Regions from separate parts of the Homo sapiens genome. Here region 2 is linked to region 1. A link is an interaction called in ENCODE POLR2A ChIA-PET data of the cell type or tissue named here. Cell type or tissue: PC-9. All regions are shown on one strand. Links, peaks and the distances in the headings refer to the core of each region. The heading gives the core; the rest is flanking DNA. Region 1 holds the start of OR5A1 (olfactory receptor family 5 subfamily A member 1). Region 2 has its middle 35 kb from the start of MPEG1.

Evidence for each region. ChIA-PET counts read pairs that join two places held together with the same protein. Peaks named below come from ENCODE experiments on the same cell type or tissue, not always from the same donor. Only the 100,000 strongest peaks of a DNase experiment are listed, where the experiment ranks them.
Region 2: POLR2A ChIA-PET joins it to region 1 with 6 read pairs; 2 of 35 experiments call an interaction of 5 or more read pairs at or near these places.

Annotation. Positions count from the first base shown.
Region 1 is chr11:59,430,050-59,438,685 of GRCh38, forward strand. It overlaps OR5A1 (olfactory receptor family 5 subfamily A member 1), which reads left to right and starts at 6,420. Exons shown (of 2, transcript NM_001004728.2): 1 at 6,420-6,786. In PC-9, for the core only: no CTCF peak of the experiment used is centred there; no DNase peak of the experiment used is centred there.
Region 2 is chr11:59,244,013-59,252,648 of GRCh38, forward strand. No RefSeq gene overlaps it. Among named protein-coding and RNA genes, the nearest start is that of MPEG1, 35 kb to the left of the region's middle. In PC-9, for the core only: no CTCF peak of the experiment used is centred there; a DNase peak (open chromatin) is centred at 3,909; H3K27ac peaks cover 1,814 bases.

The sequences.
Region 1 (8,636 bases), core at 3,461-5,960:
ACTAAACCATTGTCTGTCAAAACCAAGCACCTATTGGTTTTTATCCGTATGGAATGTTGCTGCCACCTAGTGGAAATATGCCTAAATTGTAGGGTCAGTTGCAATAGTGATTGATCATCCTCAAACACATTACATCCTCACTGTGATCCAAGCACTGTACCATGTGCTTCTCAAGCACCTGAACTCAATATTATCATGAAGTTCAATTCTGAGAAATAAACTAGATCAGGGAGAGGGGCAACATACTAAGCATAATGTAAATGGTAAATAACAATAATAAGCAAATATGTTTGGATAAGGGTGACGTAACTGAAAACAGGTATGTCATAAGTTTACATTCATGGTATAATTTTTTTAAAGCAGATTTTTAAATATTTAAAAAGAGATACAATGACATAACAAGAGAGCAAATGAGAAGAGTAGGCATCAGAAGTAAAAATAATTGGTAGTGGGGACCACACGTCATGGGCTGAAATCCATCCGATTGCCAGTGTGTGGTCTTGGATGCCTCAGTTGATCTTACATAAGCTTTTCCTTTATCTCTGAAAGTGCACCAAATATATCAACATTGTATGTTTGTGTGAAGAGCATATAATATACAATCTATATGAAAACCATTATATAATCTATTCAAACATGAGGGGTTATCATGTTGATTTTTAAATTGCCCATTTGTCTCAGAAGAAACATCTCCAGCTGTAATATTCTGATAATTAGTTTATTAGAAATAGCATGAGAATCTATATTATTGTTGTCCCTGGCTAACTATATGTTTTTATTAAATACCAGTTAGCTATATGTTTTCATTAAAATGTCATCTAATTTGGATATGGTTTTCAAAAACTTTCATTTTTAGTCAATCTTGGCACAGTATTTTTTAATAAACAATTACCTTAGGTTTCAGGGTCATTTTTATTATTCATGTACTTAGTATTATCATAGCCCTAATTATTTGTAAATAATGTAAATTTTATGCCCCTGAAAAACACTTGAAAATATTAAACTCTCATTAAATTGCTAGGTAAAACTTAAACTAAAAAATGAATCATTAGGAAATTTTAAGTGTTAATTCCAAATCAAATGAAAATATGCTTAATCATTGATATAGTGAAAGTTGCAGTGAAGATTTTAAATAATGTTAATGCAAAAAATAAAGCACAATTTTCTCTACTTATCAGGGTATTTGAGGACTCATATGAATTGACAACATCATGAGTATAAATTTTCCAAGAAGGCTTTGAACATTGCACTGACTAAACATCCATTGAAATGAATTTCCCTCAGGAACTCTTAAAGGGAGCATCTCAAAAGAAAAGAATCACAAGGTACTCATCTACTTTCAGAACAATGACCTGAGCTCAGAAGAGAAAGGAGGTTCTGGAAAGAACCAGTTTTCTATCACTTAAATTATCCTTCAGCCCAGCCCAAAGACACATTCCTGAGTCCTGGCCCAAAGGGACTGGGAAAAGAATGCTGGAAAAAAGAAACTGAAAAGAGTATTGACGTGCAAGTAGTACTAATGCCAGCAGTTTGGGTAGCATCAGGGTATGATGCTCTCAATGCAGATACCTGTGTCTTCAATGCCAGCATCTTAGCCATGAGACACTGTTGTGCATCAGAGCTAGTGACATGGTGACTATCTGCAGGAAATACCATCCTGATCCATAACAGGAAAGAAGGAAAACAATAGATAACACAATAGTAGATTATTATACAAAGAGTATGTGAGCCACTCCCTGATGGCTTCCAGAACTAGGAGGAATTTTGAGGACTATGTGGGTATAGAAGGAATTCAAAGGAATCTGGGGTAGTAAGACACCCTGGAAACTTTGTCTGATAACTATTATTGTGATCATGTTTCAGTCTTCCAGCTGATGTGGGCAAGAACAGTGGTTATACATAGCATTATTAATTTAAACTCTGAGATAAGAGGAAAGAGCCTAGGTAAAATGTGTAGAAGATGAAAAACAGACCACAGACAAGACTTTGAGGATTATTCCCACATGTAAGGGTATAGAGGGAGAGAGAATCTTTGACGATTACAACGAGCCTACCATCTCTCATGTCCATTCTGTTACCCCAACACACACACACACACATACACATACATACATAACATATTTTCACCTACAACTGTGAGGGCTGAAGGCAAGAAAACAATAAACAAATGCAGCTGGTGACTCCTCCTTGGTACCAGAGTAACTCCTGGCTATGTCTTTATTGAACTGCCTCCCATGGCTACCCTGGCTTTTAGAATTGAAAATTGCAACTGCTTCTGCTTTAGGATTCCACTCCTGAAGATCGACTGCATGGCTCTTGTTCTCTTCTCTCTCTTAGAATTAGGTTCTTTGGGAATTACCTTCTCTCAAATCCAACTACCTGGTTAGGGATATACATTATATACATATTTCCAAGTTGGATTTATCCTCAAAAATATGTAAGTCTGGTTCGACATTTTAAAATCAGTCAATGAATCTCTCTTTATCAATAAAGTGAAAATCAAGGAGAAAATATATAAAATCAATCAATTCAGTATATGTCTTTTAAAAAATCCAGCATCCATTTATGATAAAGACTCTTGGCAAACTAGGATTAGAAAGAACACCTGCAATCTGATATAGTTCATAGGTTAATAACAAAAATACCCTACAGCTATTATGACACTTACTAGTAAAAAACTAAATGTTTTTCTCCTAAGATCAGGAAAAAGGCAATGATGTCTGCTCTCACCATTCATTTTATACATTGTACTGGAGTTCTTATCAATAAAGCAGGAAAAATAAGTAAAAGTTACATAGATTGCAAAGAAAAATATAAAACTTCCTTTATACAATGTATTAGTCTGTTTTCACATAGCTATAAAGAACTTCCCAAGACTGGGTAATATATAAAGGAAAAAGGTTAATTGACTCAGTTCTACATGGCTGGGGAGGCCTCAGGAAACTTACAGTCATGGTGGAAGGTGAAGGGGAAGCAAGGACCTCCTTCACATGGCAGTAGGAGAGAGAGAGTGAGACAGCGAAGCGGGAAGAGCCCCTTATAAAACCATCAGATCTCATGAGAGCTCACTCGCTATCATGAGAACAGAATGGGGGAAACTACCGCAATGATTCAGTTACCTACCGTCAGGTCTTTCCCTCAACACTTGAGGATTACAATTCAAGATGAGATTTGGGTGGGGACACAAAGCCTAACCATATCATCCACAAATAATATGAGTGTAGAAAATCCCAAAGAATCTATAGCATAGGTTCAAGAACTAATAAGTAAGTTAAGCAGTGCCCCAATAAACAGTCAAATTATAAAAATTAACTGTAGTAAACAATTGGTAATTGAGCTAGTAATTAACAATTAGTAATTGAACACTATTAGTAAATAATTGGTAATTGAAATTTTCAAGTGTATCATTTACAATACAATAGCATTTTTAAAAACATGAAATACTTAGGTATAAACCTAATGAAATAAGTACAAGATCTGTGTGCAGCAAACTATAAAACACTGATGAAAGAAACCAATTATCTAAATATGTGGAGATATATAGCATGTGTATGGATTAGAAGACTCAATGTAGTGCCATAATAAATATCAATTCCCCCAAAATAGATCCTATATTCAATACATTTTAAATCAAATATCAACAGGATTTTCTGTAGATATTTTCAAATTGATTCTAAAAATTTTTATGTTGATGCTGATCATTTTGAAAAAATAAAAATAATAAAATAAAATATTTATGGAAAGATAAAGGAACTAGAAGAGCCAAAATAGTTTTGAAATAGAAGAACAAAGTTGAGGGACACACATTACTTGCTTTAAAAAGATACGCATACAGCTACAATAATTAAGAAAGTATGATATTGGAGAAAGAAAAGAATACATATATCAATGAAACAGAATAGACAGTTCTGTTCTGAAGAACAGAAATAGACCCACATACTTACAATCAAATGACTTTCATCAATATGCAAAAAACAGCTCAAATGAGAAAGAATATACTTTTCCACGAATAATGCTAGGACAATTAGATGCCACTGTGCCAAAATATGAAACAGTTTTTACTTCACACCATACACAAGTAATTAAATCATACAACTAAATGTAAAATATAAATTATAAAATTTCTAGAGGAAAACATAGAAAAAAATCATTATGACTTTGCATTATGCAAAGATTTCCTAGGTGTTACACCAAACACACAATTAATAAAAGGAAAAATGATAAATGAGACATTGCAAAAATTGAGGATTCTGCTCTCAAAAAATATTAGTGGAATGAAAAGACAAGTTACAGATTGGAAAAAATATTTTCAAATTATATATTTGATAAAGGAATTGTATGTAGCATATATAAAGAACTTTCAAAACTAAGTTTTACATTTCAGAAATTTTTTAAATGGGCAAAATATATGTGAACATATAATTCAGCAAAATAGATACATGGATGGACATATGATACTCAACACCACTATTCATTAACAAAATAGAAATTAAAATCAAAACTAAACCCCACTTGTATCTATTAGAATGGCAAAAAATAAAAATAAAAAACAAGTAGCATATAGTAAGTGTAGCCATTCTGGAAAACAGTATAGATATGCCTCAAAAAACTAAACTTAGAACTGCTATATGACCCAGCAATCCCACTACTGGGTATATATCCAAAAATAATGAAATCAATATGTCAAAGAGATAACTGCACTCTCATGTTTATTGCAGCACTATTGAGCATAGCCATAATATGAAATCAAGCTAAATGTCCATTAATGGATGAATGGCTAAAGAATATATAGTATATATACACTATTCTGCCTTCAAAGAAAAGAAAATCTTGTCCTTTGCTACAACATGAATAAACCTGGAGGGCATTATGGCAAGTGAAATAAACCTGGCACAGAAAGACAAATACTGTATGCCCTCAATTATGTGAAATCTAAAAAAAACTGAACTCATAGAAGCAGAGAGTAGAATGGTGGCTCTCAGGGGCAGGGGTAGGGGGAGCAGGGAGATGTCACTTAAAAGGTACAAAGTTTCAGTTAGACAGGAGAAATAAATTTTGGAGATTTGTTGTACAGCATGGTGACTATAATTAATGATAATGTGTGTAGTATACTTGAAAATCACTGAAAAAGTAGATTTTAAAATGTTGTCATCAGAAAAATCATAAGTAGGTGAGCTGATGGATATGTTAATTTGCTTGATTTAATAATTCTTCTATGTATACATATATCAAAACATTATGTTATATAACATAAATATATACAATTTGGCATTTGTCAATTTAAATAAATAAATAAACAAAGAGACCTAACTCTCAATAAATAAATACATACATACTTAAGGAATGCACGAACGAATAATTTCTCCCTTATCCATGTTTTTCCTTTGAATTCTACTCTCCAACCATTTTTTTCTCTGCCTGGTTGGATAGCTTTCTCTCCTTTAAGTAGTCATGGAATTGAGATCAGTCATCCACTGTTTATTGTAGCTACTTTGAAAAGACCGAAGTTCCATGTTCTCAGCTTAAGAAACAAGAGAATCAAATATTTTACTTTTTCCCCTCCACCTGAAAGCACATGTACTAATGGCTTGATTTTGTTAAATGTGTGGCCCCATATTACTTTTTATTTGTATGTAGCTCTCCATAGAATAAAAGTTCTACATCTTTATATTACACCTTTATATTCCATAGCAGAATAAGTTTTTTAAAATGTTTTAAGAAAAAAATGCCCTATTTCTAATGTCTCTTTCCTGGAGGAAGATAGTAGGTTTCTGTGGAAAGAAAATGGATTTATGAATTGAGGGGTATGATTGACCATATCAACACATTTATGTGAGTTTCAAAATAAGTGCATGTGTCATATATTTATATGCAGTGTTTGGTATTACACAGAGTTCAAATATCAGATCAATCCCTTACTAGCATAAAATTTCGATCAATTTATTTAGCTTCTCTGAATTTCGGTTTCCTCCTCTGCACGGGGAATTGGGGAGAACTTAGTGAGTTAACACACATAAGGCACATAGTATAGTGCTTAGCACATAAGAGGAGCTCAGGAAGGTTAAGGTCCCATCCTTTTAGCATACTTCTGGCCAAATAGGTTCTACTAAGTAATGGAATAGAGTCAATAAATATGTATTTATAGATAGGCAATTTTGCTTTATTTTGTGGAGTGGTGTTTAACCTATCCTTATGTTCCACTGCTATCCTGAGTTTTTTCGTCAGGTACTACCAGAAAATATCTTGATTGGCCTTGGGGGATTGGAGGCCCTAGCCACTGGGATGGAGTTTAATAAGCATCAGTTTTGGAGCTTTTAGAGTTTGCGTTCTAGACAACCCCAGAGAGCAATTAATCATAAAGCTGTGAAGTTCGGGTGATACATTCCTCCCTTTCAAAAAGACCCTCAGGAGCAAATATAATGAAACATCTCCAAGGACAGAAGAAAAAAACCTCTCCCCAATTTACCCCCAACCCCAGCTTTGAACATTTTCTCAAAATGACCCTAAATGCAGATATTAGCTGATGCCAGAAGAGCTTCTTAAAGATTACAACCTCCATCCTTTCTTTATATATCTTTTTCTTCCTTTACTCTGCCCCAAAGCACACCTTCTATGCACCAAGAGGATATTTTGATCCTTGATGAAAAAACCAGCCGCAAGCTCTCTCCAAACTCATTAGCACTTTGGTAATTGGAAGCAGCCACTGAAACCCAATTAAACTCCTTCCAAAGCAGAACAACTCAAAACAGGTATCAGCTAAAGGGCAGACAGAGCAGGAGCAACAGGGTAAGTGCAGTTTGCTCTTTGTCTTCATGCCCATATTAATCTCACATGATAGAATTCCCTATATCCACAAGCCCATATAGGTAACCAATAAGTTCTTTGACTTTTAGTTTTTCTCCCTGCACCTCTCAATGCTATTTGTCTTTCCTCAAATTCAGCCAAATCTTTTTTTGTACTTTTTAAAAAATAGACCTTATTTTTTAGAGCAATTGTAGAGTCACGGCAATATTGACCAGAGATTTCCTATTTATCCTTTTACTCCTACACATGCATAGCCTCCTCCATGATCAATCTCCCCCACCACAGTGGTACATTGTTACAATCAATGAACCTACATTGGCAAATTATTATCACCCAAAATCCATAGTTAACATTTGGGTTCATTCTTAGTGTTGTGTATTCCGTGGGTTTGGGCAAATGTATGATGACATGTATCCACTGTTATAGGATCATCCATAGTAGCTTCACTGTCCTAAAAACCCTCTGTGCTCTCCCTGTTCACCCTTCCCTCTCCCTGACCCCTAGCAACTACTGATCTTTTTACTGTCTCCATAGTTTTGCTTTTTCCAATATGTCTTATAGGTGGAATCATACCCTACGTAGCCTTTCAGGTTAATTTATTTCACTTAGTAATATGCACGTAAGTTTCCTCCATGTCTTTTCATGGCTTGATAGCTCATTTATTTTCGGTACTATACTTTTCAAGAAGTCTGCTGTATACTATTTTGTTTTCAAGCATTCTCTGCTGTCATTTAAGTACTTAAGTAGAATATGGAAACTTTGAATTTACAGATTTTTTTGCCAAAGTTTTTTAAATGTACATTATTCTTTTCATATTTGAGCTTTCTCCAATTCAAAATTGAAATTCCAGATAACATGCAGAAATTTAGGATTTACATACAAGTTTGTTGTCTGTCTCAGATAATTCTATGCTCTTGATTTATCAGTTGAATAATTTTCCCAGTGCAGTGTTTTATTAATTGTTGTATACGATAAGCTGGACCCTGTTTGATATAGTTTGAGTGTTTCTTCCCTCCAAATCTCATGTTGAAATGTAATCCCCATTGTTGGAGGCGGGGCCTGGTAGGAGGTGATTGGCCCATGGGGCGGATCCTTCATGAATGGGGTAGTGCTATCCCCTTGGTGATTAGTGAATTCAGGCAACAGCTGGTTGTTTAAAGAGCCTGGCCCCTTTCTGTTGCTCTCTCTCTCTTGCATCTGCTCTCACCATATGAGATGTCTACTCCCCCTTCACCTTCCGCCGTGATTATAGCTTCCTGCAGCCCTCACCAGAAGCAGATGCCAGCGCCACACTTCTTGTACTGTCTGCCGAACTGTGAGCCAATTAAACCTCTTTTCTTTATAAATTATCCAGCCTCAGGTAGTCCTGAAAAACGGCCTAATACACTATTCTATATTGTCTTAAATGGGACATATTACTAAAAGAGAGCTAAAAGAGACACATGTTCTCTTCAACTGGTAATCAGTTGACTATTAAATGTTCAGTAGCATTTTTTTTAAGTCTTCAGAAAATCATGATGAATTATTAGCTTTATAAATGCATTAATTGTTCATTACAAATTTTGTGAACAGTAAACCCAGCATACTATTAGATGCTAAGGTAGAACAAATATGAAACCAATCTTTTCAAAAACCAAGGTTACTCTAAGGAGGGAAATTTGCTCACCGTGATAATCTGAGTGAGGCATTTAAGAGCCTGATTCTGAAATCACAGCCCAATATTGGTTCTTCTCTACTGCTCCCGTGATGAGCTTCCTGAAGTACATTTGAGCCCTTGCAACTACCAAGATGATTAAAAGGGAATGACATTTCTGAAGGAACTTCTATGCCCT
Region 2 (8,636 bases), core at 2,886-5,385, 190 kb before region 1:
GCACTTTGTCTGGGTAATCAGGACAAGTATATGGGACTGAAGCTTATTTTGCAGGTAGATTGGTTCTGCTGTGATTTGTCTTTGGTGGAACTGGTGGACTGGAGACAGAACTATTATATGTCTCAAAATTAATATAGCTCCCAACAACCAACTCCTTATTATACCTTTAACTGCAACCACCAGATACAAATGAGCCATCCAACTCATACCCCTTTTTGTAGGGCTACTAATAACAGCAGGAGTAGGATTGGAAGTTAGCGGGATTGCAACTTCCCTATCCTACTACCAATGGTTGTCCAAGGGTTTTATGGAAAGCTTGAATGACATTGCCCAGAGTATTGTAACATTATGAAAACAAATAAACCCCTTGGCAGTGATTGCTTTGCAAAATAGAAGGAGACTAGATCTTCTAACTGCCTCCTGGGTTCATGCCATTCTCCTGCCTCAGCCTCCCGAGTAGCTGGGACTACAGGCACCTGCCACCACGCCTGGCCAATTTATTGTATTTTTAGTAGAGACGGGGTTTCACCATGTTAGCCAGGATGGTCTTGATCTCCTGACCTCGTGATCTGCCCGCCTCGGCCTCCCAAAGTGCTGGGATTACAGACATAAGCCATCGCGCCCGGCCGTTTGTTAAATATTTTAAGCAAATTCTTTTCCTCTCGCCTAGAGACCATTAAGCTTTAGATGATCATGTGAGAAGGTTTCCACACAGTTCCAGGTGAAGACACCACCAGCCATCAAGAAGCTACCCTGTCCCCACCAGACAGAGCAGGATGAGAGTACTGTGATCCCCAATATGTAGGGACTGCTCCCGAAGTCAGCATGAAGCAGTTACAGAAGAAAGACCCTTGGTTCCTCTGCCTCCCATAAAGGTTTATGGGGATCATGTCTCTCAGGGGGGAAATGAGGCAGGAGAATAGGGTCTGGAGTCAGGGAATCTAAGGACTTCCTAGAACTAAATCAAATAGAAACCCCAACTTTCTATATCCAAGTCAATAACTTTGTAACTTGACTTCAGCTATGTCAGGAAACATCCTCTTCTTTTGCATAGGGTATACACCAAATCAATAACTTTGTAATTTCACTTCATCCTCTTCACTTACATAGGGTATAAACCAAGTAACCAATGGGAAACCTCTAGAGGGTATTTAAATCCCAGAAAATTCTGTAACCATCGCTCTTGAGCCACTTACTTTAACCAGCTCCCACTCTGTGGAGTGTACTTTCATTTCAACAATCTGTAATTTTCTTTTATTGCTTTGTTTATGCATTTTGTCTAATTCTTTGTTCAAAATGCTAAGAACCTGGACACCCTCCACTGGTTACAATAGGACTATGTTATTGATATAACTGCAATGGCCGAGCATGGTGGCTGATGCCTGTAATCCCAGCATTTTGGGAGGCTGAGGAGTGCAGATCGCTTGAGGTCAGGAATTTGAGACCAGCCTGGCCAACATGGTGAAACCCCATCTCTACTAAAAGAATATGTAAAAATTAATCAGGTGTGGTGTTGGGCACTGTAATCCCAGCTACTCAGGAGGCTGAGGCAGGAGAATCTCTTGAACTCAGGAGGGGGAGGTTGCAGTGAGCCGAGATTGTGCCACTGCACTCCAGCCTGGGAGACACAGTGAGACTTCATCTCAAAAAAAAAGAAAAGAAAAGATATACCTGCAATATATATGATCTTTCTCCCATTCCAAGTGACTAGACAAGGCTGGTTCTGTGGAATCTGAATTCCAAAAATGATTGTGGAGAGTTCTCTTGTCCTCAACCTCAGCAGGGCTATTTACATTTTAGCAGGGTTGAGCCGCATAGCAAGATAAAGAGGAATGAAGTTCTAATGCGGTAATTCCCAGATGAACACTATATTTGAAGTGTGGTGGGCATTTATGGTTCAGATGATTTTCTAGGGTATGATGAAGAAAATATAGAAAGACTGACATGAGGAAAAGAAATGTGCTGTCTACCTTGATCATTTCTGTCCCCTCCTCTGTTACAGTGCCTAGCACATTACGTGTGTCCAATGAATAGTTTGTTCACTGCTTAAATAAAGGGTTATCAAATCATTACTATGTAGATACTGTAAACTTGTCCTAATCCTAAAACCACTGGGCCTTCCTTATTTTAAATATTGCATAGACGTCCAGAAAATTCTGGGATAGATCTAAAACACTAAAATAATGTAATATCAGAGCTAGAAACCAGCAAGCCTAGCCTTTCCCATCATAGGTAATAAAACTAAAGCAAAAAGACATGAAGTAAAGATCTGTACCATTTATTGGTACCAGATATAAAAAGTAGCATCTATATTTTATATCTTCAAGAGAAGCTCTTTCTGCTTTACCTTATTCTAAAACCTAGAGTCTCAAAGGTAGCTAAAGAAGACCCCAAGTAAACTAGATGGTTTTTCAAAAATTGCAGATACACACTTGCATATACCCATGACTCTAGAATAAAAAAAAAAAACTAGCCTGAAAGTTAAATGAAAAAAAAAATGCTTGTTCAAGTTCTATTTCTCCTGCTTCTTTGTAATGTGACTGTTGGAAAAATTATTTCCTTCTCTGAATCTTAATCTCCTCATCTCTTGTATGGACAATAAAAGTATTAGGTTAGATCAGTATTTTCTAGTCCACATTCCTTTATTCCTTACTTCCGTTTGTAAATAGAAGAAATGCAAAAACAAATTTTTTTCTGCAGAATTTCAGAATATTAAATAGATAAAGTCCAGCTTTCTGGTCAAAGTCAGAGGAGTAGGAGAGAAGGTCCCAGCATCTTGCCTGCTCCAACTTCCCCACCTTCATGAGTGTTTCTCACTCTCCCATTCTGTGACTCTATGATTCAGCAGTAATGATTCCAAGGAAAGAAAAGGGGCAGACTCATTTACAGCTCCTTACGCTCTACATTTCAGTTAGATGGCTAAGATCAGATGCTTGGAAAAAGAATGAAACCCATCTCTGCCAGCACCCATAGTACATGTTTTGGACAAAGAGATAAAAAGTATTTGGATGCAGCTATGTTAAATTGGCTACCAACTCCAAGAGAAGGACTTGGTGGGGGTTGAAAGAGACGCCAGTTCTCTCCCAGTTACCACTGGTTCTGTTTAGGTTGTGGGGTACAGCATGTCCCAGAGAGCACCTCTGGGCATCTTGGGTAGCTACCTGTGCTCAGGGATAAAGAAAATGCCAGCTTTGTTTGGGTACAGTTGATTTCCATTGGCTCAGCTTCCATGTTATTCCTAGTTCCTGGTGTGGTTCCAATAATATATCCCTGGAGTCAATGCAATCTGAGACTGGTTTTTGGCTCCAAAATATGTGACAATTTCAGACAATAGCAGTTACCTTTGTAAAGCACTAGATATTTTACAGAACCCTTCTGACAAAGATAGACAGAGAGAGAGAGAGAGAGAATTTTAGGAAAACAATAGTATAGTTCAAAAGTAGAATGGATAGCCCAGAAAGCTTTAAATTTCTCATCACTGGACGTGTGTAAGCAGAAGATGGTACACTTGACAGTGACAGGATTTAAGATTTAAAAGACAATCTGAATTAGTTAACCTTATGGGTTCCTTAAAATCCTGAGATTCTGATTCTGTGAAACAAAAAGAAAGAAGAAAGGAGATTGACATGTACTAACATTTTTTATTGTGTGCATAGGGCCTCTTGTAACACTTTATTTCATAATATCCTCATTCCTCCATACACCACTGCCCCTATAAGGACCTGAGAAATGGATGGCAATTTTTTTAAAAAATCACCTGATAACACTTATCTTTCAAAAGATCAGTGGGCAGGGAGTTTAAAAGAAAAATAACCTCTTGCTGTTTGACTAAGGCCAGATTTCCCTCATGTACGTGTTTTGTTTTTGATTTATCAAATATCCATCTTGAAAATACTTGAAGTCTATTTGTGTGTCTTGGGGAGGACATACAAGAAACAGAAGGAAGTGGGCATTGTGTAAACCCACAGCACACCACAGCTTCTTTCAAGGATTTGTGAAAGATGGTGGCCACACCCTGTTGATGTTGGCAGCTCTTCAACTTGCATCCAGATGAGAAAAATGTTACAATTTCCCTTCTCCACCCAAAACCCCATCAGCTTCTCCTCTGCCAGGGCCAGAGTCTCCTACTGTGAAGCTAAACAAATTATACTCCCTCCTCGAGTTCCCAGCTCTGGGCATCATGCCTACATTCTTGGGGTCTCTCTCTGAGGCTAGATATTGGAGAAATGATTACTATGGCCAATTCAGTAGTTTGTAATTAAATCTTTTTTTAGGGAAAAAAAAACCCTAAACCTAAAGAATCCTCTTTTTTTTTTTTATATATCTTATTGCATACTGAAGGGTGTGAGGATAGTAAACTAGAAGACTATGGTGCTTTACAATTCCTGCCTCCCTTGCTCCCACCTTCAGAATGGATTGTTCTTTAATACTACTTGAAACATTATCGGTAGAATCAATAGAACCCTCTTTTCATGTCATCTCCAACTCCAAGAATTTTTTTGTGGGGGGACTCAGGCAATTTTAAACTGATTGTTCATAATTCGCCTTCAGACTCTCTCAAATTCAATTCTTCCTCCTTAACCTGCAAATGGACCTCCTTAAAGCACAGATCCAATCATGTCATTTTTTGCTCAAGAGCGTTCATTAGTTTTTTTGTTCACTGATGGCCTGATGACATCCAAATTCCTTATCCTGATCCTCAAATCTGTCACTGCTCAGTGATGCTTAATGAACATGGCATGGAACTCAAAGAGAGAAAATATAAACAGAAGGCCATTGATTTGGCAAGAAGGAAGGGAGGTGTGGTCTTCCCAGAGCAATTTCAACAGAATGGTAGGGGTGGAACTCATTGGTCTCAGATAGGGATATCCGGAATGGAGCTCAGAGGGGATTTGAACAAGGCCAGGTACTGACGGAAGTTATGCCAGTTTAGCAGTGGAAGGAGAGAAGAAAATGGAAGAGTAGGTACAACAGCTGGCAATGTCAAACGAAGGAATCCTCAAGATTGAGGAAACTCGAACAGGTTTCAAGACTGCTGCAAAGGCTTCAGTGCTTTTCAGAGAGGGATACTCTGAGGCAGTGGTTTTCTGCCTTGGCTGCTCACTGGATCACAGCCAGTCATTGGTAGGGCCAGAATTTAACTAGTGCCTACAGTCACAGGAAAAGATAGCTGCATGAGAATGCAGGCAAGTGGTAATGGAAAGAACAAAGAACCCAGAATCAGGATGAGAGAGGCTTAAAGAGGGAGGTGGTGGCACAGAGGACAAAGTTGTAGAATTTTATACTTTTGCTTAAAGCAGGTCTTGTCTGTCTTTGTAAATAACTATTTTAGCTCATTGAAAGTAACATAAACATTCATTTATTTATTTTGCTGTAACCAGAATAAATAGGAGAAGATGTTCTCCGAAATCTGTTCTCAGTCTTCAGATAGACTTATAAACCAACCTGGTAAAACCTAGAAAATAGTTGCCCAACCACATCTGTAGGGCATCTGTGGCCTTCCACCCATAGTGCTTGCTGTCTGTTCTTTGAAGAGACTCTGATTCTTTGATCCTGCTTGGAGTGATGGCGGGGGTAGGCCCTCTTCTGGGAAGCCATAATAATATGGTATCCCCTGCTGAGAGAGCCCACCCTGAGCTTTTCTTTGAAAAGCTTTCTGAGACCAGGAACACGGCAAGCATGGAGTCATTGGGAATCATGTATCCAATTGACTCTCACGCATTGCGACATCGAGTTATCCCTTAAAATAGACCTGGAAATAGCTCTGAAAATTATCCAGAGCTGATGTGACTTGGGAAAAGTATAATTACCCTGAACTTGCTTGATCTTGAAAGTGGCATTTTGTTGGCAGGGCTCGATCTCAAGGAAGAGAGGCAGTTGTGGCTGGAGGCGGTCAGTTAGGTTGGTGAATGTTCACTGGAGAGGGCTGCCCAGTTGCTTCCCAGATGGTGAGAAAGACCTATTCTATGGGATGCCATAAAAAGCCATACAAGTGAGGACATCTCAGTCTACGTGGATGTTGATGGTTTGGGGAAGGGAAGAGGGGCAAAGATATAGGTCATGATGTATCCGTTTATTTTACTGAATCATTAATTATTCCTGAAAATCTAAAATTAGTCTTGAAATTTTCTCTGCCAGATGAGGCAGGATGACAGAAAAAATAACAAAAACCAGGTTCTTTCTGTGCACTGCCTACATCATGTCTTTGATTGAGGTCTCAAGACATCACTCTTCTCAAGTTGCTCACCAATGAGTTCAATAAATTTAAAAGCAACTACACCTGGCTGGTAATGTCAAAGAATGCCTTCTTACCCATTTATTGCCTCTCCTCAAGACCAAATTTCAAGCTCCATAGTGCAGAAAAAAATCTAGATTGACTATCTCACTGTGATTGTTTCATTTTTCTGTATGCCTCTCAGGTCGACATTTGTTTAGCCCTCTATGTTTAATGGTGCTGTGCTAAGTATGGTGGCAATGAGAAAGATGCATCAGACAATGTTAAGGTTGATGTCCCTCTAGTGCTCCGGCTGTACATTGTCTTGAAGGGATGCCTCACCAACTTCAAATTCTATGCCACCCCAGTCATATGACTTGGCAGCCCCATTCCAGCCCTCACCATAATAGAAAATTGCTTAATTCCAAAATCTCAAACTCTAAAATTTCCCTTTACTAAAACTGCCTGTTCTACTCTGCAACTCCCAGCCAATCTATTCTTGGTTTTCATGATTTCATGCTTCTCAGGCTCTCCCAAATTCCTAAGCTCATTATCCCAGCCCTCAGTGATTCCCACTACCATCCCTCACCATGTTGTTTTTTTCCCATGATATCCATAAGCTTAGTCAGGCTGCTGGTGGGCTTAGCTATTCAAATGAGCCCTCTTTTCCCACAAGGACATTCACTGCTTCCTCGAATTTTTTCTGAGCCTCTTTTTGATTTCCTATCCTCTTCCCCACAGCCACCTCAAGACAACCTTTCTTGACACCCTTAACAGGATATGATTTCTCCCTTTTCTGAACTCTCATACCTTGTACTTGTTATGCCCTCATGGTTCTCAGCACTTTCTGATTCAGATAATAGTCGTGTCTATTTGTGTAGTTTCTCTTCGAGGTCTTTTAGGGTTAAAGTTCTTATTCATCTTTATATTTCAGAGCTTAGCACAGTGCCTGACATCAAAAAGATGCCCACTGACTGTTTTCTGAATTGAATAGGATGACTTTTCCAAAAAGGAACTTTTAAAAAATAATAGCTTCATCAGGATATCAGCTGCAAAGTTTGGAGGGAGTAGCTTTACAGAGAAGCATAATAAAATGCACACTGAGAATTATTAGTTTTCTATTGCTGCATAATGGATTAACACAAATTTATCAGCTTAAAACAACAGACTTGTATTATGTCATAGTTCTGTAGGTCATAAGCTCAACACAGCTTTGATAGGCTCTCTGCCTATAGTCTCCCTCCTGAACAGGGTAAGTGAGGACATTGAGGCTGTTTGTCTCTACCCACCTTTTCAAGCAGAATGTCACCTCTTTCTGCAACTTGTCAAGTAGAAAGAGAGGACATTTTAACGTTCCTTTTGCAGATGAGAAGTCATAGGTTGAAGTTACTTGGAAATAACTTCCTGCTTATTTCAAGGAGGAATTTTTCTTAAAGTCAAAATTTTTTTTATATTTATCCAAAGATAAAAGGGGCTGACTTGAGAGGTTGCAAACCCTTTGGATAAAGAGAATTCTGGAAACAGAGCAGAGGTGGATTTATTCAGCCTCTTTCAGACATTCATGCCAAGATATTTGTAGAGATAGGCCGGGCGCGGTGGCTCACGCCTGTAATCCCAGCACTTTGGGAGGCCGAGGCGGGTGGATCATGAGGTCAGGAGATCGAGACCATCCTGGCTAACAAGGTGAAACCCCATCTCTACTAAAAATACAAAAAATTAGCCGGGCGCGGTGGCGGGCGCCTGTAGTCCCAGCTACTCGGGAGGCTGAGGCAGGAGAATGGCGTGAACCCGGGAAGCGGAGAGCTTGCAGTGAGCCGAGATTGCGCCACTGCAGTCCGCAGTCTGGCCTGGGCGACAGAGCAAGACTCCGTCTCAAAAAAAAAAAAAAAAAAAAAAAGATATTTGTAGAGATAATCCCAGCTGGAGTGTCAACTATTTAAGACAAAGAATATCTTGTTAGGGCCATTGTGGAAAGGTGTTAACATTCTGTCCCCTTGAGTGACCCTGGTGCTCAGGCATGCCTGGCCCCTCCTCTGCTGATCATTAGCTAGGTCATCTTCAGCAAATGCAAGCTAACTTGTACTCCCTCGCCCATCAGATGTGGTCTCATAGCCAGGCTGTCATGAAGACCGAGTGTTCATGGATATAAACTTTAAAAGAGTTATGCCCATGAAAGGCAGTTTTATCATTACCTCTAGCCACACCACCACCTTTGTGTTAACTTTTCTGTTACTGGAGCATCTTGGGATGGACCTCCCGCTACTGGTTATTGAAAAACTGACAAGTTTTACATTGTGGTATCTCATTTTAGGAGACACCCAGACACATAATACTTTGTTCAATTTTACAGGCCACCTCATATTCACTGGTTAATTTGGTCTTCTTGGGTGGGTGCTGTGGCTCACGCCTGAAATCCCAGCAC